Regions from separate parts of the Homo sapiens genome. Here region 2 is linked to region 1. A link is a contact called in ENCODE Hi-C or POLR2A ChIA-PET data. All regions are on one chromosome and are shown on one strand. The core of a region is the stretch at or near the end of the contact, and the rest is flanking DNA. Distances in the headings are between cores, read along the strand shown. Region 1 holds the start of BAHD1 (bromo adjacent homology domain containing 1). Region 2 has its middle 21 kb from the start of CCDC32.

Region 1 (2,830 bases), core at 240-2,739:
ACATCATGAGCATACACCCCCACCCCGGCCCCTCGGCCCCCGGCAAGTAGACCCCACTTCCCAGAGCCTCGAGGCCAACAGCGAGCGGCTAGAGCGGCAAGCCAGTGCCGCAGCTCCTCCCGGCGGGCGCCCCGGCCCCCGCAGTCCCCGGGGCAGAGTCCGGCCCCGTCGCCCGCCCCTCGGAGTGGGTGCCTCGGACCCGCTCCCCTCCCCGACGCCACCACCTGCGCCCGCTCCGGCGCCGCCTTTGTCCGGCGCTTCACCGCCAAGCGAGCCCCTCGGGCCCGACCTGACCCGGCCCCCAGCCCCAGAAGAGAGGCGGCGGAGCGAGCAGGGCAAGACCAGGCCGGGCCGCGAGCACAGGGTCCCGCTGTCACTTGGAGGCGGTCTGACAACTTCGATTCCCCCCGCCACACCTCGGACTCGGCCGCCGCCCCGCAAGGTCCCCGCAGGGCCTCCCGCGGCCCACACTCGCTTTTCGAACCGGTCCCCTTCCGTCTTCGGCGCCTCCCTTCCTCTCAGCCCGATCGAGTCGGGTCTACACTACTCCCCCCTGCCGCCCCCGGCCCGGCGCGGCCCTCATCCCCTGCCCCCCATCCAGCAATAACCGGTCAGCTCCCAGCGCGGGAGGGCGCCCCCCACCCTGAGCGGGCGATCCCGCGGCGCCGCCCCCGGCCGCGGCCCCTTGCCTCGGGGACCGCGATGGGGGAGGGGGCGCGGCGGGGGCCTCGCCGCCCGCGCACTCGGAGGCGAGCCGGCTCCGCCGCGGCGAGGAAAGACCGGCGTCCTCCCGCCCTCCGCAGCTCGGGACGCCCGCGCCGCCGCCGCCCGGCCGAGCTGCCACCCTGCGGCCGCCACCCACCCCGCCCCCGGCCTGCAAGGCGGGCGGCCCCCGGGGGCTGTCACCTCGAGGCGCGCCGCGTTCCCCGATGGCGGGACCGTGGTGCCGGACCCAGGGGAGGGAGGTGGCGCGAGCGGGCGGGCGGCCGCACCTGCTTCGCGTCGTCCGTCCGTCCGTCCCTTCCCGGGCTGGCGGGGGCGGTGGCGCGGCGCGCTCGGTGGGGCGCGCTGACGGGCGGCCGGTGCTCTCCCCCTTCGCTCTTCTGCCTACCTCGCTCGCTCCCTCCCTCCAGCTCGCCCCTTCCCCCTCCTCGACCCCGGCCCCTGACTCACCAGAACGGGCGGCGCGGACGGCGCGGCTCTGGGCGCCCGCAGGCCCCGGCCGGGCTGGAATCCGGCGGCTGGAACCCCCCGGGGGCGCTCAATTCCCGGGCTCCACGCTGCTGCGTCAGCGCCTCCTCCTGGGGGCCGGGGCCGGGCGGGCGGAGCGGGGACCGCGGCCGGGCGGGGCCGTCGGGGGGGGCGGGCGCGCCTGGCCGGGGCGGGCGGACGGCGGGGGCCGGACGGGCGGGGCAGGCAGCCGGACGGGCGGGCGGCGGGGGCCGGGCTCCGGGATCCGCTACGCCGCTCGCGGTTCCCCCACAAACTCCCCGAGAGCGGAGCCTCCGCCGCCCTCCTTCCTGCTTCCTCGTCCCCAGCCAATCAGCAGCGCGCCCCTCGGCCAGCTCCGCCAATCAGCCGCCCCGCCCTGCGCTGGCTCCGCCAGCCAATCCGGCCCTCGGCTCCCCCTCCCGGTCTCTGACCAATCAGAACCGTGGGTCGGTCGTCCCAACGCAGGGGGCAGCACGAGGCGGCCGGGGGAGGCGGTGCGGGGAGTGGTGGGGCCTTGGGGGAGGGGTGCCGTGCCAAGGGTGGTGGCAAGGGGTGATTTTCTTTGCCGGCTTCTTGGATTTTTCTCTTCGTCTTCAGAACCTGAGCCCGTATCCCACGGTGACTCGACCCCAATCTCCCAGCTGCTAGCCCCCCCGGAAAAATCTTATCTCCCCCCGCCCTGGCCATCACCCCTCCGCATCCCCTTTCCCCCAAATCCTCCCCAGCACGCGCTGGAGAAAACTGCGGGCCGAGGAACACCCCATCCTCGCCGGAGGCTGCTGCCCCCAGGGCAAAGCTTCAGGAAGACCAGCCGAAAATCAAGCGAGAACAACCCCCCTTTCCTGCAGAAAGGGCCCCAGACTCCTGCAAAAGGGCCCCGACTGCTGAGAAGCCCCTCCCGCCCTTGCCTCATCTTTCCGACTTCCCTGCCTGCCACGTCTCCTTTCCTTTCCAGCAAGGTCGGTCCTGGCTCGGTAACCCCTCACCCGCATCTCTTTTTCCTCTTTCTGCCCTTCACCTACCGCCCCCAACCCCAGCTCCTAATTCACCCTCTTCAGAAGCAGAGTGTGGAGCCCTCATCCATTTCCAGCTGACAGCAGAGCCTGGTCTGTGAGTCCTTGACACCCACACACCCTCTTCCACCACCGCGGGGAACATCAGAGCTCTCCGGGGGAGGGAGAAAGGGGCGGGCAGCCTGACAGGAGCGGCTGGACTCCCTCCCTCGCGTCCCCAAGCTACGGGAGAACCAAGTGTAGACACTTACCTGGCTTCCCCCTAGTCACCAAATGCTGTGGCTCCGTCTCTCACCCCCACAGACGTGCCCTCCCAAGCCCGAGCACGCTCGCGGGGTCAGTGGGGTGGGTGGGCACAGCAGGCTAAGGGCACAGAGAGAGATGGGAAGTCCCTGTTAGGTGCGGGAAGGAGCTGTGTCTTGGGCACCTGGTGGTGCCAGAGCCCGCCTAGGACTTCACTAAGCCCGGGATATGCACACAGTAGGTTCTCGAGAAATGCTGAGTTCACCCCTGAACAAAGCCTCATTCCCAATTCAGGCGGGGGAGGGGAGCTTTAGGAGGTAAAAGGAGCAGCGGCAGAAAGGGTAGTGTCAAGTCACCAGAGC
Region 2 (2,830 bases), core at 185-2,684, 100 kb before region 1:
TTCTTTTCCCAAACAAACTGACTCTCTCCTCCCTTCATTTTGACGTAATCCACTTTTAAAAATTACTTCTTTAGCAGATAAGTAGAAAGGGAGGAGGCAAAGGTGAGAGGGATTGTGTGTGTGTGTGTGTGTATGTGTGCAGAAGAAAGCAGATAGGTTACTGAGAGTTTATGAGCATTTTAAAGAACAGATATTTCCAGGACCAGTTTTGGCTCTTTAATCTTACATCCTTTGGGGATGAGACCATCAAATATTGGCTTAGCAGAATGCCAAGGTGCAGTGTGGTCTTCAGCATGGTGCCTGATCAAGGCAGACAGGATGCGGAGTGTACATTGGGTAAGAGTATGGTAGAGGAGACCCACAGTTGTTAGAACAATCATCCCAAAGGTAAACTCTTGGATTGATAAACTGACATGTTGTTGGTTTCTTTTTCCTCTGTTCAGCTCAACATCTTTATCAATGATTTGGTTGAGTGAATAGAAGGTAACCTTATCAAAAGTGAGAGGAGTAGGTAATTGAATAAAAGAATAACAATTCTAAAATTTTTCTATAGACTAGAGTGATGGGACAAAGTATGAAACATGATACAGATAAATGTGAAATCTTTCATTTGGGATCAGAAATTAACTACACAACTAGAGGACAGAGAAGAACAGAGTATTTATTAGTTTGTTCTAGTGACAGAAGCCAAGAAGCCAGACTCTGGAAAGTTTTCCAAGGCTGTTGAAAAAAAAAAATCCAAGCCGGACTCAATTCTAGTCTAAGACATATAGAGCTGGCTTCAGTTAGCTGGACCTCAGGACTCCAGCAGTATCTTTAGCCTCTCTTCCTCCCACTGTTGACTCTCTCTGTGTGTTGGTATAGCACAGGGAGCTCTGGGCTGACATGATTCCAGTTTAGGAAGTCCAGAGGAAAGATAACACTTTCCAACCCCATATAATAGATGCCAGGGGGCTCCGCACAGTGGTTTAGGCTTAACAATCCCAGCACTTTGGGAGGCCAAGGTGGGAGGATCACTTGAGCCCAGGAGTTTGAGACCAGCCTGGGCAACAGAAAGAGACCCCGTCTCTACAAAAAAAAAATTTAAAAATTAGCCTGGCGTGGTACTGCATGCCTGTAGTCCAGCTACTCGGGATGCTGAGGTGGGAGGATTGCTTGAGCCCAGGAGGTTGAGGCTGCAGTGAGCTATGATTGCCCTACCGCACCCTATCCTGGGCGACAGAGCAAGATCCTGTCTCAAATAAATAAATACATTCCAGGGGAGGGACTCAGATTGGCTTGGCCTGGGTCACATGCTCATCATTGGAGCACTGACTATGACAAGGGCAAGATCTATGGTTAGGGGTACAGGATACTGTGGTAAACAGTCCCACCAGAACCATATGAGAATGGGAAGTGAAAGAGGATTGCTGTTGGCTGAAGAAAGGGGAAAGTGGTATGGAAAACCCCAAACAGGTGTTCAGTGTCTTAACAGTTCAATGGAGTCAGCAGTGTTATGTGCTGCTAAAAAAAAGTTATAATTCTAGGAATCAATAGTGGAAATGTACCTGTGTACCTGGGACATAGTAGTGTAAAAATATATTCTGCAGTGGTCATGCCTCTCTGAAAGCATCGTCTGGGCACCACATTGCAAGAGGATGTTCTGCAGTGAGCAGGTCTATGCAAACCTACCCCTAAAGGCCAAGAGAGCTGAGGGGCCAAAGAAACAGGCTGACAAGCCCGGGTGCAGTGGCTCATACCTGTAATCCCAGCACTTTGGGAGGCTGAGGTGGGTGGATCACGAGGTTAGGAGTTTGAGACCAGCCTGGCCAATATGGGGAAACTCCATTTCTACTAAAAATACAAAAATTAGCTGGGCACGGTGGCGTGCGCCTGTACTCCCAGCTACTTAGGAGGCTGAGGCAGAAGAATCTCTTGAACCTGGGAGGCAGAGGTTGCAGTGAGCCAAGATCATGCCACTGCATTCCAGCCTGGGCGACAGAGTGGGACTCTGTCTCAAAAAAACAACAACAACAACAACAAAAACAAAACAGAGAGAGAGGCTGACGAATCTAGTTTCTCAGAGATAAATGCTTAATAGAAACTTATGCACAGAAGCCATACCTTGGTTGGTCACGAGATGGTGGTTTCCATGCCCGCCCTCCAGAAAGTATCCTTTGTATAACAAGTTTTTAGGGGAAAACATGTGCAGCTGGTCACACCTCAGACTTTATTGCAAGTTTCATGACCACTGGGGAGGTTAGATAAGCATCTTTATGAGGGGTTATTTATGCTACAGGCATTCTTTCTTTTCTTTTTTCTCTTTCTTTTCCATTTTGTTTTTTTTTTTAGACAGAGTCTGGCTCTGTCACCCAGGCTAGAGTGTAGTGGCATTATCACAGCTTATTGCAGCCTCAACCTCCCGGGCTCAAGCTGTCCTCCCTCCTCAGCCTCCTGAGTTTGCTGTGACTATACCCCTGGCTAATTTTTTTTTTTTTTTAAGAAAAGTCTCAGTATGTTGCCCAGGCTGGTCTCATACTCCTGGGCTCAAACAATCCTCCTACCTTGGCCTTCCAAAGTGTTGGGATTATAGGCATGAGCCACCCCACCTGGCCAGGCATCTTTTTTTTTTTTTTCTTTTGAGACAAAGTCTCGCTCTGTCCCCCAGGCTGGAGTGCAGTGGCAACCTCTGCTCCCGGGTTCACACCATTCTCCTGCCTCAACCTCCTGAGTAGCTGGGACTACAGGTGCCTGCCACCATGCCCGGCTAATTTTTTGTATTTTTTAGTAGAGACGGGGTTTCACCGTATTAGCCAGGATGGTCTCAATCTCCTGACCTCGTGATCCTCCC

What was found. A loop is a pair of places that touch in the nucleus more often than their neighbours do. ChIA-PET counts read pairs that join two places held with the same protein, here RNA polymerase II (POLR2A). Pooled maps may share reads with other maps.
Region 2: a pooled map shows a loop between it and region 1 (2.9-fold over the local background). The contact joins the enhancer-like site here to the promoter of BAHD1 in region 1. A Hi-C loop is called at or near these places in 3 of 50 pooled maps. POLR2A ChIA-PET finds 5 or more read pairs at or near these places in 7 of 52 experiments (H1, MCF 10A, Panc1 and 4 more).

What each region holds. Positions count from the first base shown.
Region 1 is chr15:40,439,612-40,442,441 of GRCh38, reverse strand. It overlaps BAHD1 (bromo adjacent homology domain containing 1), which reads right to left and starts at 1,489. Exons shown (of 7, transcript NM_014952.5): 1 at 1,174-1,489. RefSeq lists silencers at 64-133, 154-273, 994-1,053, 1,502-1,687, 1,114-1,783 and enhancers at 439-938, 939-1,440, 2,246-2,783.
Region 2 is chr15:40,542,640-40,545,469 of GRCh38, reverse strand. It overlaps a transcript of CCDC32 not described here. Among named protein-coding and RNA genes, the nearest start is that of CCDC32, 21 kb to the left of the region's middle. RefSeq lists an enhancer at 1,434-1,533 and a silencer at 1,684-1,783. Within about 2 kb of position 1,434, at least 3 of the 41 ENCODE cell types and tissues checked have a DNase peak (open chromatin) inside an H3K27ac peak, as active enhancers do.